Regions from separate parts of the Homo sapiens genome. Here region 2 is linked to region 1. Evidence: chromatin loops called from intact Hi-C (ENCODE). Cell type or tissue: endothelial cell of umbilical vein. All regions are shown on one strand. Each heading gives the region's core, and the rest is flanking DNA. Links, peaks and the distances in the headings are about the cores only.

The links. Peaks named below come from ENCODE experiments on the same cell type or tissue, not always from the same donor. Only the 100,000 strongest peaks of a DNase experiment are listed, where the experiment ranks them.
Region 2: a loop joins it to region 1, with 6 times the contacts of the local background. A loop is called at or near these places in 3 of 110 quality-filtered maps.

The regions. Positions count from the first base shown.
Region 1 is chr3:132,130,898-132,139,237 of GRCh38, forward strand. No RefSeq gene overlaps it. Among named protein-coding and RNA genes, the nearest start is that of TRC-GCA6-1, 94 kb to the right of the region's middle. In endothelial cell of umbilical vein, for the core only: no CTCF peak of the experiment used is centred there; DNase peaks (open chromatin) are centred at 3,834 and 5,284; H3K27ac peaks cover 2,512 bases.
Region 2 is chr3:132,080,165-132,088,504 of GRCh38, forward strand. It overlaps LOC105374111 (a long non-coding RNA gene), which reads left to right. Exons shown (of 3, transcript XR_924489.3): 3 at 2,879-2,989. Among named protein-coding and RNA genes, the nearest start is that of CPNE4, 49 kb to the left of the region's middle. RefSeq lists a silencer at 3,441-3,735. In endothelial cell of umbilical vein, for the core only: no CTCF peak of the experiment used is centred there; a DNase peak (open chromatin) is centred at 3,637.

The DNA of each region.
Region 1 (8,340 bases), core at 190-8,189:
TTATTTGAATAGTAAAGGCAGGGTACAAATCTGTCCCTACAATCCAAGGTCAACTTTGCAGTTTCTGTCAGTCATAGGTGCCATAGTTAGGAATGCTATGTTGAATGAACTTATGTCCAGCAGAAACAGAGAGTCCTCTCCCTGTAGGTTTCTGGAATCCCTCAGGTCATGCTGTAACCGCCCAAAATTAACACTGTTGTTACCACACAGACAGATGACACTGTCAGGATGATGTGAGGGAAAACAGAGGGCAATTGTGGAGTCTCACCAAGACATAACTAAACACCACCAACAAAATCTTATACTCATGTGCATTCTGTCTCTCTGGATTTTATTTTTTTCATTCACCGCTGATCAGAAGGCAAGTCTCTCTGGATTTCAACCTAGACAAGGGCTACTCTATGAAGCTCAATATGATTTTGAAATGAATTGGGATTTCAATATAAGCAATATTTGCAAGTATTGTGTGCCCATCACTGGGCTCGAGCTTTCACCTATCTTGTCTCATTTCTACCAATCCTGTAAGAGAGCCATGATTATTGTCTGAGATGTTAAGTATCTTGCACAGTGCCACACAGATAAGAGTGGCAAGCTGAATTTTAACTCAGCTCTCTTGAAGAGTAGTTCAGAGTTCTTAGTCCCAAACTGGTGACCTACGTTATAGTCACTTAGATTTTTTTTTATAACTATAAAGTAGTCAGAGTCCCACAATGTTTTGAAAAAGTATAGTATCACTGGAAGAAAGATGCAACCTCCAAAGGCGGGAACATTGTGTGATAACTAGACTGTATCTAAAGGCATAATCTATATCTAATTCTTCTAAATAAATATTCTTAAATGAATGAATTTTTGAGAGAAACAAAAATATCTTATTCTAACAGCATTGCCTACTTTGCAGCACTCAGTGTGGGTTTATAAAGCCCTTCCTTTGTGAAGCAGTACCACTTCATATATCAGTCAAATAATCAGCCCTAAAGATTCCTAAATCCATGAAAAAATATTCTAGGTTTTAGAAGAGTTGTATTTTAATTTCCTTTAGGAGAGCACATTCCTAGGAGTTCTTAGAGGTGTGCCATTAATGTTCTATCCCCACTTTAAAACGCCAATGGAAATGCTATGTTTTCTTGAAAATGGCCATATAGACCAACAGATATATCAAGCTCATTTTAGCTAGAATTATACTAACTCATTGATTATAAGTGCTGATAGGAAGCCATGGTCAGCATGCAGAAAGATAGAGGCATGGGTGCACACTAAAATAGGAAAGCTAGTTATTACTTATTAATATATATTTTGCAATAAGACATGGTTTGATGAAAAAGGAAACTATTAAAAACAAAACTTAAACAAAAAATTAAGATAATTCACAAAAAAGAAATTTAAAAAGCTAACATTACCAATAATCAGAGAAATGCAAGTAAAAATGATAAGATGCCACTTAATACCCATCACATTAGTAGAAGTTAGAAGGTCAAATAATACCAAGTATTGGTAAGGTTGTGCAGAAATGGAAAGCTTCCTGCACCGCTACTGAAACTGTGAGCCTGTGCAGCCATTTTAGAAATCAATCTAAAATAAAATAAATCTGGTTGTAGATAGTGAAGATAAGAGTGTGTGTCCTTGAAATCCCAGCACTCCTACTCCTGTATGTATTCCCTAAAGAAATCCTTGTCCAGGTCCAAAAGGACTCAAGGCTATTCATCAAATTTCTGTTTGTGGAAGCAGGGAAGTGGAGGCAGCCTGACTTATCCATCACTAAGGAAATGGAAAAATAAAATGTAGATTCAAACTGTGAAAAACCCTGCTGGAATTAGAAGCAATGAACTAGTTGTGAATAGAAAAACATGGCTAAGTCTCAAAAAGTTAGTGTTGAGTAATAAAAATCAAAATCAGAATAAAGGCTGTAATGCAACACCATATGTGCCAACTTAAAAAATGCACACACATGCTATATTTTCCAAGAATCCATACATACTCAAGGATATATATCTGACATATTAGTTAGGGTGCATGGGGAGATAGAGGGCTGTGGATACCGGGAGGGAATGAGGATAAGGCATGAAAGAGGAAATAAAAATAAAACAAAAGAGGGAACTGTAATGATAGTGTTCCATGAACTGAGAAGAATGTCAATTGCAACTCTATGCCCATGAGACCCAAATAAATAAAGTGTACATTGTATGGGATGGGGGGAAGAAGTATAATAAGGAGAGAGAAACCATTGAGATGAATAATTATGGTCAGCTCTTGCAGTCAAGATGTTGTCATTGTCGGTTGAATGAAATCTTTAGGGTTACAGGAAGCATTGATAGTGTGTCATTTAGCCCTTTTCATCTGTCACTGCTAAAGGGCTCAAAGGCACACCAGGTGCCCAGTGGGACCCAGTACAAAGTACTGTTATGGTTACATCTGAATTTGTAACCCAATTTAGTATAAAATTTAGTATGGCTTTGCGATAAACAGAAAGGAGAAAGAGAAACCCTGGCTTGTCCTGTGAAGGAAAGCACAGCATTTCTCCTTGGCCATCAGTGCCAACCCATTGCTCTATCTTTGCCACCAAAGTTGAAAACTGTTTAGCAGTGTCTCTGTTGTGGCTTCCAAATTATCCCTAGAATAGATTAAGAAATTCTAGGAAATATCAAGTCAGGAAGAGACACAGGTCCTCAGAAACATAATTGGAGATAATTCGCTTCCTAGATCAGCATCCAGACTGTAGACTCCTCTTTGTCTTAATAAACAAACAAGGAAGTAAATAAAGAAATCAGAAGCAGTTACATTTGCTGCCAGAGAGCACTAAAAAATAATAATAATTTCAAGACGCAAGAAATATTTTATAGAACAAGAGACAAAACAACAATAGAGGAATTTTGTTGAGGTGTGCAAACTGTTATTTAAATACACATCAGCTGAAGAGTCTATCACAAAGAGTATAGAGAGTACAAGAAGATTAAGAAATATATTACAACAAGAACTTCAGAGGTTAAATAATTACTAGCATCAAATTTCATATTTAAAATAAAACTCCAGACATTCATTTAGTTGAAACATACAGTTAAATGGCGGCCAAAAGAAAATCTAATTGCTATGGATAGAACATTTGCAAATGTCATATGAGAAAGTCATTTTTTCAGGCAACATATTATACATTTTTAAATATCAAAAAAATGAGGTCTGGAGTTAAACAAAATTAAATCAAATGAAAATTCAGGGTCAGTGCTTAAAACTATTGTCGAATGTTAAATATCTAGGAAAGTTTCAAAATTTCTGGGATTCAAAGGGTGGGGAAGATAAATAATTTCTAAATAATCCAGAAGTTTAGGGGATCCTATACTACATATGTGACTTTATGAAGTATTATTTTTATAACTGGAAACTTCCTTCTTAAACTACTCCCATCCCCAAAACCCCACCAACACCACCTTAGCCTTGTCTCATGTAACTATATCAAATATTCAGAAATATTTTATACTCTTTTCTGATATATTTTTAGCCTTTAGACAGCAGTGGGTTCTAACACTTTGCAATCAATCTTCTCTAGCCCCCTTCTAGCAAAATTTCAATGTGATATAATATGTGATTATTATGCCTTTCCAATTCTCTAGGTAAACTAGAAGTGAAATGAAATCAAAGTGAATTCTGCACTACTGAAGGGGGAGGGAGGATTTCCTGTGCCTTCAGTTAGTTTAGAATCTAATTGGGAAGAATTGAGGTAAAAGGGCAATATACTACAGAGTTTTAAATAATATGACAGCAATAATTACAGTATTATATTGGGAATATACTTGGGAAGAGGGGAAAATAAGGTCAGAGATAGCTGCCAAGAGGAAATGATGTCTCAGCCGAAACCAGAAAGGCATGCAAGAGGTAGGCAAGGAAAGAACAATAAACACTGAGTCATGATCTCAACTTTCTACATCTAAATGTTTCAATATCCTGGAATGTCTAAGTTTGACATAAATATAAGTGGAATTTTATAACAGCAGGCCAATAACTTGAAAGTGTTAATGCTGCACATCTACTTAACCAATGCCAGGAGACCTCCACACAGTTTATTTCATAGCCCCTTAAGTGATGCCATATGGGCCATCACTGATTTTTAGAATCACCCTTCTGGAAATCTCACTTTGCTTTGCTCTAAGAAGCTATAGTGGGTACCTGTTCCCTGCACCCACAGCCTCTTCCTTCCTCTAGAATCTAGAAAAGATAATGTCAGCAATTATATTATTTTCTCTATCCACCATTTCAGACACAGCCTTATTTCATAAAAGAAAGTATACTTGATAAAAATATTCAAAAACTGAGTTGTGGTGGTATTGGTACATTTTCTATCAATTTACTAAAACTACTTATTGTACTCTTACAATGAATAAATTTTGACATTATGTAAATTATACCTCAATAAAGTGCACCTAAATGTTGAACTTTTAAATTTATATATTATTTATTTTTCAAAATCTTAGGGCCCTGCATTTTTTATGCATTTCTATATACATTATTTATTTATAGAGGCATCAGCCACACTTCTGTTTCCTGGTTCCTACCCCAACCTCTGTGACCTCAGCAAGCAGCATAGCCTCTCTGAAACTCAATTTCCTCACATTTATAAATGAGCTTTTATATTATTTACAAACCTACCTCATAGAGCAGGTTGCAGGCTACATGAGAAGGTGCAAGTTCAATGCCAAGCAGGGTCCTAGTATTTAATAAAAGCTCAATAAATATTCATTTTCTTCTTTCCTTCTCTTACTTGAAGTATAACATTTGATAATGAATTTTCTCATTGCAACAATAACACCCCTTCCACTGAGGGATTTGTATCCCTGCTTAAGAAGCTATTAGTATTCTACAGCAGCGACTCACCCCACACAATCTTGGCAGAATACATCCCTCTACCTCTCTGGTCAATAACCTGCCTGGCCTGTGACCCCAGGCTTCCTGAGAAGCACCAAGTCCTCCCAGCTTTCCCCCTTGCCAGTGGCCTTCTGAAAGTGATACCATTCCGTTTGCGTCTTTCATTTAAGAGACAAAAGCTGGTCCCAGGCCACAGCAGGCTTTCAAAAGCACCTCCAGGATTCTTAATAGGTCATGAGAGAGAGAACTGCCACCCAGAAAAGATAGAATCAACTAGCCTGCTTCTTTTCTGGTGGCACACAGAGTTCATCAGCAACCCCGGACTGTGTAGTTAATGCCTCACCCAGGGAACAAGGGAGAATTAAGATGTCTGGAATGAGAAGCAGCTGAGAATGGGAAGCTTTGTCCCTGGAGCCAATTGTAGCTTAGACTCAACCTGCTAATGTGTATTTCTCTCTCCATGACTCATTTTGGGTAAATGCTAACAAGGACTAGTCACTCTCCTCCTCTCAGCAGCCTCAGGAGGGACTGGGATCATGACTGCAGCCTCAAGCTATGCAAGCAGCTCAAAGCTACCCTCTCTCTGTGTGGATTAAATGTAGGCAAAGTTTCTCCCTTCAGGATGAATCTTTGGTTTCTTCTCTTTAACCTTCTAGGTCTGCAACCCCCTTGCCCTCCTGGTCTGGTAACTCTACTCCTGAGACCTTCTGAAAGCCAGTGTGCTTTCCAGGGAGACTGATGTTTCACATCACTGTTTTCTCTCCCTCTTCCCCGTCACTGACAGTGGTCCAATGCCCGCAATTCCACTGAAGGACTTTCATTCCTTTAGCCTAAGGATTCCACTCTCAAAACATAACTGTCCTCATTTAATAATATATGTTAATATTCTTAAAACCTTCAATTTATCACCCCCACTGTAAGAATTTAGTCTGACAAACCAGAAACATGCAAAAAGATTTCTGTACAAAGATGCTTATTGCAGTATTGTTCATAATATCAAAAAATGAAACCAATATAACTGCCCCAAAATTAAAATATGAAATAAATTATGGTATAACTATAAAGCAATATTAAAAATCGTGTTTGCAGATCATATGCTGATAGTTAATAAAAAGAGCAGGAAAAACCTACATAGTGAGTCTGATCAAAACAATGAACAGGTACAGCTCCCAGCCTGAGCGACGCAGAAGATGGGTGATTTCTGCATTTCCATCTGAGGTACTGGGTTCATCTCACTAGGGAGTGCCAGACAGTGGGCGCAGGTCAGTGGGTGCGCGCACCGTGCGCAGGCCAAAGCAGGGTGAGACATTGCCTCCCTCGGGAAGCGCAAGGGGTCAGGGAGTTCCCTTTCCTAATCAAAGAAAGGGGTGACGGACGGCACCTGGAAAATCGGGTCACTCCCACCCGAATACTGCGCTTTTCCGATGGGCTTAAAGGTGCACCACGAGATTATATCCCGCACCTGGCTCGGAGGGTCCTACGCCCACCGAGTCTCGCTGATTGCTAGCACAGCAGTCTGAGATCAAACTGCAAGGCGGCAGCGAGGCTGGGGGAGGGGCGCCCACCATTGCCCAGGCTTGTTTAGGTAAACAAAGCAGCAGGGAAGCTCGAACTGGGTGGAGCCCACCACAGCTCAAGGAGGCCTGCCTGCCTCTGTAGGCTCCACCTCTGGGGGAAGGGTACAGACAAACAAAAAGACAGCAGTAACCTCTGCAGACTTAAATGTCCATGTCTGACAGCTTTGAAGAGAGCAGTGGTTCTCCCAGTATGCACCTGGAGATCTGAGAACGGGCAGACTGCCTCCTCAAGTGGGTCCCTGACCCCTGACCCCCAAGCAGCCTAACTGGGAGGCACCCTCCAGCAGGGGCACACTGACACCTCACACTGCAGGGTACTCCAACAGACTTGCAGCTGAGGGTCCTGTCTGTTAGAAGGAACACTAACAAACAGAAAGGACATCCACACCATAAACCCATCTGTACATCACCATCATCAAAGACCAAAAGTAGATAAAACCACAAAGATGGGGAAAAAACAGAACAGAAAAACTGGAAACTCTAAAAATCAGAGTGCCTCTCCTCCTCCAAAGGAACGCAGCTCCTCACCAGCAAGGGAACAAAGCTGGACGGAGAATGACTTTGACGAGCTGAGAGAAGAAGGCTTCAGACGATCAAATTACTCTGAGCTACGGGAGGACATTCAAACCAAAGGCAAAGAAGTTGAAAACTTTGAAAAAAAATTAGAAGAATGTATAACTAGAATAACCAATACATAGAAGTGCTTAAAGGAGCTGATGGAGCTGAAAACCAAGGCTCGAGAACTACGTGAAGAATGCAGAAGCCTCAGGAGCCGATGCGATCAACTGGAAGAAAGGGTATCAGCGATGGAAGATGAAATGAATGAAATGAAGCGAGAAGGAAAGTTTAGAGAAAAAAGAATAAAAAGAAATGAGCAAAGCCTCCAAGAAATATGGGACTATGTGAAAAGACCAAATCTACGTCTGATTGGTGTACCTGAAAGTGATGGGGAGAATGGAACCAAGTTGGAAAACACTCTGCAGGATATTATCCAGGAGAATTTCCCCAATCTAGCAAGGCAGGCCAACGTTCGGATTCAGGAAATACAGAGAACTCCACAAAGATACTCCTCGAGAAGAGCAACTCCAAGACACATAATTGTCAGATTCACCAAAGTTGAAATGAAGGAAAAAATGTTAAGGGCAGCCAGAGAGAAAGGTCGGGTTACCCTCAAAAGGAAGCCCATCAGACTAACAGCGGATCTCTCGGCAGAAACCCTACAAGCCAGAAGAGAGTGGGGGCCAATATTCAACATTCTTAAAGAAAAGAATTTTCAACCAAGAATCTCATATCCAGCCAAACTAAGCTTCATAAGTGAAGGAGAAATAAAATACTTTACAGACAAGCAAATGCTGAGAGATTTTGTCACCACCAGGCCTGCCCTAAAAGAGCTCCTGAAGGAAGTGCTAAACATGGAAAGGAACAACCGGTACCAGCCGCTGCAAAATCATGCCAAAATGTAAAGACCATCGAGACTAGGAAGAAACTACATCAACTAACGAGCAAAATAACCAGCTAACATCATAATGACAGGATCAAATTCACACATAACACTATTAACTTTAAATGTAAATGGACTAAATGTTCCAATTAAAAGACACAGACTGGCAAATTGGATAAAGAGTCAAGACCCATCAGTGTGCTGTATTCAGGAAATCCATCTCACGTGCAGAGACACACATAGGCTCAAAATAAAAGGATGGAGGAAGATCTACCAAGCAAATGGAAAACAAAAAAAGGCAGGGGTTGCAATCCTAGTCTCTGATAAAACAGACTTTAAACCAACAAAGATCAAAAGAGACCAAGAAGGCCATTACATAATGGTAAAGGGATCAATTCAACAAGAAGAGCTAACTATCCTAAATATATATGCACCCAATACAGGAGCACCCAGATTCATAAAGCAAGTCCT
Region 2 (8,340 bases), core at 155-8,154, 51 kb before region 1:
GAACTAAAGAAAATTAAGAACAAGCAAATGGTAAGGGGTAAGGGTGGGGAGAAATTCCACAGTGATGGCTACAACCACTGGGAATTGTTTTGTTGTTAAAATATTTTGTTGAACTGGCCTGGCATTAAGGGAAAGGAGCAGAGTAGACAATTAACATGTAGGGGCTTGGAGAGGGTTGATCAGGTATTAATAACCCTCTGCTTTGGGCCCTGTAATGGTTAATATTGAGTGTCAACTTAATTGGATTGAAGGATGCCAAGTATTGTTCCTGGGTGTGTCTGTGAGAGTTTGCCCAAGGAGATTAACATTTGAGTCAGTGGAGTGGGAGAGGCAGACCCACCCTCAATCTGGGTGGGCACCATCTAATCAGCTGCCAACATGGCTAGAATAAAGCAGGCAGAAAGAGTTGGAAAGAGCAGACTTGCTAAGTCTTCCCGCCTTCATCTTTCTCCCATGCTGGATGCTTTCTGCCCTCCAACATCAGACTCCAAGTTCTTCAGCTTTTGGACTCTGGGACTTAAACACCAGTGGTTTGCCAGGGGTCCTCAGGCCTTTGACCACAGACGGAAGGCTGCAGTGTCAGCTTCCCTACTTTTGAGATTTTGGGACTTGGACTGACCCACAACTGGCTTCCTTCCTCCTTAACTTGCAGATGGCCTACTGTGGGACTTTACCTTGTGACCATGTGAGTCAATTCTCCTTAATAAACTCCCTTTCATATATACATCTATCCTATTAGTTCTGTCCGTCTAGAGAACCCTGACTAATACAGGCCTGAATACAGTGTGTAGCTTCACAGAATTAGGAACCCCACCATCACTCATTCTCACTGGCCTGGCAAAGCCTGGAATTTAGGAGCAAGCTGTGGGAAAGTATGCAGATAGAAGCCCCAGGACAAATCTTTTTTTTTGAGATGGAGTCTCGCTCTGTCTCCACGCTGGAGTGCAGTGGCGCAATCTCGGCTCACTGCAAGCTCCGCCTCCCGAGTTCACGCCATTCTCCTGCCTCAGCCTCCTGAGTAGCTGGGACTACAGGTGCCCGCCACCATGCCTGGCTAATTTTTTGTATTTTTAGTAGAGACGGGGTTTCACCGTGTTAGCCAGGATGGTCTCGATCTCCTGAACTCGTGATCTGCCTGCCTAGGCCTCCCAAAGTGCTGGGATTTCAGGCGTGAGCCACCGCGCCCGGCCGACAAATCTTAAGTTTATCCTTTATATCCATGTAGTCTATAAGCACAGTGTCTTGCTGTCAGTCAACAATCAGGAGAGGCTTGCTGGGGATTGTGTATTTGTTTGTTTGTAATATTATAATGTTAACTACAACCCCAGAGTACAACAACCCAACAATCTAAATGTTTCTTTTTTTTTTTTGACACAGAGTCTCACTCTGTTGCCTAAGCTGGAGTGCAGTGGTGCAATTTTGTGGTGAAGAGTTGCCCACTACAACCTCTGCCTCCCAGGTTCAAACCATGGTCCTGCCTCAGCCTCCCAAGTAATTGGGATTACAGGCATAGGCCACCATGCCCTGTTAATTTTTGTATTTTTAGTAGAGATGGGGTTCCACCATGTTGGCCAGGCTGGTCTCCAACTCCTGAGCTCAAGTGATCCGCCTGCCTCAGCCTCCCAAAGTGCTGGGATTACAGATGTAAGCCACCGTGCCTGGCCTTTTTATTTTTATTTTTTTTAGAAACTGGATCTTGCGTTGTCACCTAGGCTATATGCAGTGGCATCATCATAGTTCACTGTAGCCTGTCTCAGCCTCCCAATATCTCATCTTTGAATCAGCACATGTCTGGTAGGGATACACTTAACTCAGAAATGCAGAATTAATAGGACCTCAGTCAGCCATGGAGACACAATACTCTCTCTCCCCAAGCGTCTCATGAGCCACATAGCCTCTCTCTGTCTCTTTCTCTCTTTCTCTCCCCTCTCCCAACCCCCAACTACCTCTATATCTCCCTTCTCTCTCCCTCCCTTCCTCCCAAGTTTCTCTCTAGGATTTACTGTCTTCCTCTTGCTTGACTAACCAATTTTCCTGCATCAAGAGTGTCCACATCCTTGTAACTCTGAAGTGCCATCACGTCCTCTTCAGGAACTCTCCAATTCTGCTCCTTTTGCTAAGTTGGTTTTCTCTCTTTCTCTCTCTCTTTCTCTCCCTGCCTCTCTCTCCCTCTCCCTTCCTCTCTCTCTCTCCCTCTCTCTTCTGACATCCACAGCAAGGATCTGTTGTGTCCAGCTCATCTTTGGGGCCTAGGGGCCTAGGCCATGGCATAACTCTCTGGCAAGTCTATGGATTAACTGAAAACGGAGCAAACTAATACCTACCTTGTAGGATGATTGTAAGGATGAAACAAGGTGAAAATGTGTAAATGTAACCTACCATATGTTGGGCATATAGATACTTGAAAAGTTGCTTTCTCTTCCTTTTTTCTCTTTTTATAGTCGGCCAAACTAAATTTTAAGTCTTCAGATCTTCCTCAGGAAATGATTTCTAGTCCCTAGCTATTTAGTGATGTTTATAATTGCTGATCTCATCCACATTCCTTTCTAGGTGAAATTGCCCATCTAAAATCCCATGAAATCCCCCTCCCCATTTTCATAGCTGTTCAGACCATGACAAGTACCTGTTCCTTTTACGGATGAGGAAATTTAGGCACAGTGAGGTTAAGGGAATTTTCCCACACAATCAGTAAGTGGCAGAGTTCAGATCCAACTAAGCCAAAATCTTTGCTATTTTAATTGTACCATGAATAACTGTCTTGAACAATGATCAAATATAATATTACAGAGAAAGAGAAGTTTTATTTATCCTGGCACAAAAGAAACAAACTAAAATAATCAAAATCTCTCGTTAATAGATGTTTAAAATTTGTACCCAGGGATTGCTTCTAACAGGATGCTGCAGATCAAGGGAAATCCTCCAGGAGAGAGTTGTTGCCTGAGGCCCATGAAGAAAAAGCACAAAATCTTGTGATAACAGAAATAGGTCCAAACTGATGGTTTGAGTTGTTAAGTCGTATCTAGTTTACCTTCTGGAATTCCAACATTTAACAAGCGTGTTTTGGGGGGCAGAGTGGTTTAGAGAAGGGATGAAACAACTTACAAGAAAATTGTTTGACTTAAAAGGTTCAAATGTACTATTCTACTTATATTTTGAAGGCAAATAAAGCTTGATTGAGCAACTAAGTTAATCATTGACTCGCACTTGTTCCATTAAATTGATATGCCATAGGTAAGTATAAACTTAGTTTCTTCCTTTTTCAAGGTTGTTTCCTAACTGGGCAGAACAATGACACATTAGTTTTGGATTATCTGTAATCTAGTCTAATTTTTGTAATTATTATTATTTGAGATTATCTTAATCTAGTAATCTGATCATTGTGGCTGGAGAAAGCCAGTCACTCTAGCACAACAGATCTTTAGATATGTCCAGAAAAAGAATGCTCAATGTGCCGGTGGCCCTTGAATTGCACCCATTGGTCCAAGTTCCTGGAGCTTAAGCAAAGACGATGCAAATAATATCCACTGACCATTTGCCACTGCTGCCTGAGGGACCAGACTGTGATGAAATAGTTGAATTTACAAGACAAACGCTTCATGAAGACAAGAAATGACTCATCATTGAGAAGAAAAGGAGGCGGATGTAGCATATGCCTAACATATCTAAGTGACTCTCTGGAGAAGGGCTCATTGCCAGCAAATAGGACATTACCCTCACCAAGCGATTTAAGAGAAAATCCTAGGCATTCCATTATTTTCACCAGTTAAAGTTTATCCAATATTTGACTGAATGAATAAGAAGCTATGCATTGTTATCACATTGAAGCAGTGATGTAAATGACAAGAAAGCTGTAAACAGATATAAGAAAAGAATGAAGTTTGTGGCTGGGTAGGGGATGAACATTCATTGAGATCTGGGCATTACATACCACATGAAATGCTTTACAATATAAGGTTTTTCAACCTCAGCACTATTGACATTTGAGGCCAGATAATTTTTTGCTGTGGGGAGCTGTGCTGTACACTGCAGGATGCATTGCAAGATCCTTGGCCTGAATTCAATAGCTGTCAGTAGCACTGTTCCCCAATTGAAACAACCAAAAATATCTCAAGACGTTGCTAAATGTTCCTTGAGTAGGAAAATCTCCATTGGTTGAAACTGTGACTTTACAATAATAGTAATAGCTAATATTACTAATTAACCATTAACTATTAAACCATTAACCTTTATTAAAGGTTTACTAGATATCAAGTGTTGATTTAAACCCTTTCTTTTATGTTTACCTTTTTTATGATCAACTCTATCACTCATAAAAAATAGTGCAGAAAACAAAATGTATAGCTGAATGATTTATCAAGCAGGGAACATCTATGTAACCACCAACCAGGTTAGGGGGATAAAAGGACATTGCCATCTTTAGAAGATGCCATCTTTAGAAGCTTCCATTGTACCCCCCACCAAATCTCAAAAAACTATCTGCCCCACAAGGTAACCACTGTCCTAAACTTCCTTGTCTTACTTTATAGTTTAACTACTTAAACATGTATCTCTAAAGCTATAGTTTACCTGTCATGCAACCATTCTCAGGCATTTACAGGTGGATGTGTTCCATTAAAACAAAAAGTAAACCAAAAAGAAAACGACTTGCAGTTTAGGAAACAGAGGAGACAACACAAGAATCCTCAAGGTGATGAGGAGGATCATTTCAGAATAGCAGCTGGCACCTAACACAAAAGGACCTGGCACCCACCAGCCCACAATGGAGCAAGTAAGACAGACTCAGGATAGATTTCTTCAAGGAAATGTCATCAGTATAAGTGCCTGATGCATCTGAATGTACCAAGAGGTGATTTGGACAGCTGGTGGAACTTTTTGGCTTCACTTAGAGAAAGGTGCATAGGAAATTAAACAAATAAAGGATAATTTCACTATGAAAAACAAAAAACAGTGCAAAAAAGTTATCCTAGTACACTATGTGACTCAATCATAAATTATTTACATTGTCATAGTGTAAACACTGAGTATTGCTCTAACTGATATAACTATATTCATGTACAGGATAAGGGAAAGTGTGGTGATAAGATGGAGAGGTATATGAAAATTGAGGGAATTAAATCCTCCCAAGTTATGAAGCCAATAGATAATGCCTAACAGAAGCATGTTTTTTAGAGATATGATGGTAAATATCTAAAGTATTCACTTAGAAAGATGAAAATGGTTGCCTCTTAGGAGGAAGAAATGGGAGTAAAATGAAGCCTACTGTTTTTCATATCAAACTTTGTAACACTACTTGACTCTTAAGTCATGTGCATGCAAATTTTTAACGAAAATGAATACTTTAAAATTCACTTTACAAGAGGTAATTATGATACAGGTAAATCCATAAGTAGTGCTTGAAGCAAAATAAATAGAAAATAGATAGTGTATGCATAAACCCAGGTTTAACATACTTTTCCTGAATGATCATTTGCAAATAGGTAGTGCAGTTGTTTGGGGTTCTCCAGAAATAAAAATGAAATGGCAGTAAACTCACCTCATCCCATTCAAGCAAAAATGTTAAGGGATGTGTCTGTAAGATACAAGGCACCACAGTGCAACTGGCCCTTTGTATCCACAAGGCCAACCAACCACAGATCAGAAATTCTCAATAAATAAAAAAAAACAACAATAAAAATAATACACAATTTTAAAAATACAGTATGATAATCATTTACATAGCATTTACCTTGCATCAGGTATTGTAAGTAATCAAGATACTGAAAGCATATGGGAGGATGTGCATAGGCCATATGCAAATACAGCATCATTTTATACAAGGGACTTGAACATCTGTAGATTTTGGTACCCTGGAGGTCCTGGAACCAATCTCCTATGCATACCGAGGGATGACTTTACAGGGAAATTTAAATGCTCAGGAAGAAAGCTCTTCTTCCCAGTGAAATAAGTATTCACTCACCTTCTATATTTTAACATAATTCTTGCTTTCTAGATCACGCATTATAAGAAGAGTTATCAAGAATATCCTACTATTTCAATTATTTCAGCCTGGAGAATACCTGGCACCTCAAACTTCCAAATCCTTTGTCTTCCCAAGGAGGTATCTGAGGTGCTCAGTGACCACTGAAAGTTTCCTAGGGAGGACACAGATGCTGTGGAGTGAGCACAGACATGTGTGTCATGTCTATTTTGGTTCAAATCCCAGTTCTATTCTTAATAGGTGTCTCATCTTGGTGAAATTATTTAATCTCTCTTAATCACAGCTTTGACATCTAAAAATACAAGGATAATAATGCCTACATTGCTCGATGTTTCTCAAAATCAAATAGATAGTTTTTATAAAGTTCTTGGCACATAGATGGTTCTCTAGCAAATTTAGCTAATGTTATAATTATTGTCATCATTATAATTATAATTATTATTATTACTACCGCTGTTGCCAATGGTATTACATCCAACCCACTGCACAGTGCCTTTATAAAACAGCTCCTGCTTCATTTTTCTCCGCTTCTATGGATTCCAATCTTGCTGAGGCCACTGGGTCTTGGCTGATTTTTGGTTTTGGTTTTTGATTTTTTTGAGACAGGGTCTTACTCTGTCACCCATGCCAGGGTGCAGTGGCACAATCAAGACTCATTGCAGCCTTGACTGCCTGGGCTAAAGCAATCCTCCCACCTCAGCCTCCTAAGTAGACACATGAGCACACACCACCATCCTCAGCTAAGTTTTTTATTTTTTATTTTTGGTAGAGGCAGGGGTCTCACTATGTTGCCCCTCTCACTTTGAGAGACTGAGGCTGGAGGATCGCTTGAGGCTGGTCTCAAACTCCTTGAAAGAAGATGATTTCAGGGAGAATTAAGGGACTTTATATATAGGCCAAGAATTTTGGAGCCCCAAATGTAAGGAGTGGGATTTTCTACAAGTTGGGCAGAGAATCACAATCCTTATATTAAAAAACAACAGCAACAACAACAACAAAACACAATCAGCTGTGTGACAGGGAGAGACATGAGGAAAGGCAGAGGGGTAATATTGGGAACTAGAAGATATTCTGCCAGAGGACCTTCAAAGGGGCTAATTCTTTTTGTTTCTTCCTTGGTCATTGCAAAAAGTCAAGTTTAGCCTACAGCTTAACATTTTCCCTTCAACTCTTCAGTAAAGTGTAACACCTACACACAACCATGAATGGTGTATGTTAAGGATAGTGTCATTTGGGGTGGGCATCAAAGGGTTTCTTACTTGTTCCACATCCACTCTTCTGATGGACCCATAGTGAGGGAGCCTTGTCCCATCAAACAGACTGTGCCATGGAATTCTACAAGTGACCAACAGCAAAGCAAGAGAGGAGCCACACCAATTTGTCATGATGCAGTGTTGAATGGGCAGTGAGTATGTGGTGGAATCCACACTTGAAAACAGTGCACATTCAACAGTGCACATAACCACAAGCAGCTCTGTGGGTTGCTGGCAAATGGGATGCTGCTGTTATGGCACCATCTCTATTATAAATGTGTTCTTAGCTAACCTTTAAAAAACAATTTCCCTTAGAAATATAAGTAATTCCTATTTGAACCTCTAAAATGCATTTCGTTCTAGCTAGAGCTATGTATCAACCTTCAGCCAGCTTGAAATATTGTGAGCAACTTTAGACCTCTTAATCAAGGAAACAATTTGAATACACTAAGGGAGCAGTTAAGGGAGAGGCCAAGAGAATGAAAATAAGGGTCACAGTGATGTGCTGGGAAAGATTAAAAACAACCAACCTTAAACTGTTGGAAATAACCCTCAGAATTTTTAGAAAATATATAAAGCTGTTTAGAATGGAATACCTAGCCATTCCCTTTCCTATGAAGTTTTCAGTTTTCCACTTGTAATTACAGCAATCTATAAATTATATTATATATTTCTCTGTCTTAGGTCCCATGAATAAAGACAATCCCCAATCCATATTACATTTTCCAAGCATCTATGAGATGTTGAGAGTCCTTGAAAAAAATATTGAATGATAATCTTTTAGCTTATTCAAATGATGAGCTGCCTAGGCTAGGACATATCCTGAAAACACTATATTATTAAAAAAAAATGTTTTAAATCTAGTTCTGAGAAATAACCTAAATCAAATTTGTAGTCAATAGGCTCATGAGAACAGTCTCCTTGAATGATGAAATTTGAGAACTTGTGTGTGGGAGTAAGGCAAACTCAGTTTCACTACTGGATTTTGGATTTCTATCCTCCTGCAGAAAACTTTCAGTGGCACTATGATTGCCCATTTTGAACCATCCTTCGTCACCTGCCAGAAACAGCCTTGGAGACTGTGGATGGGCTTGATGCCTGGCTTATTCA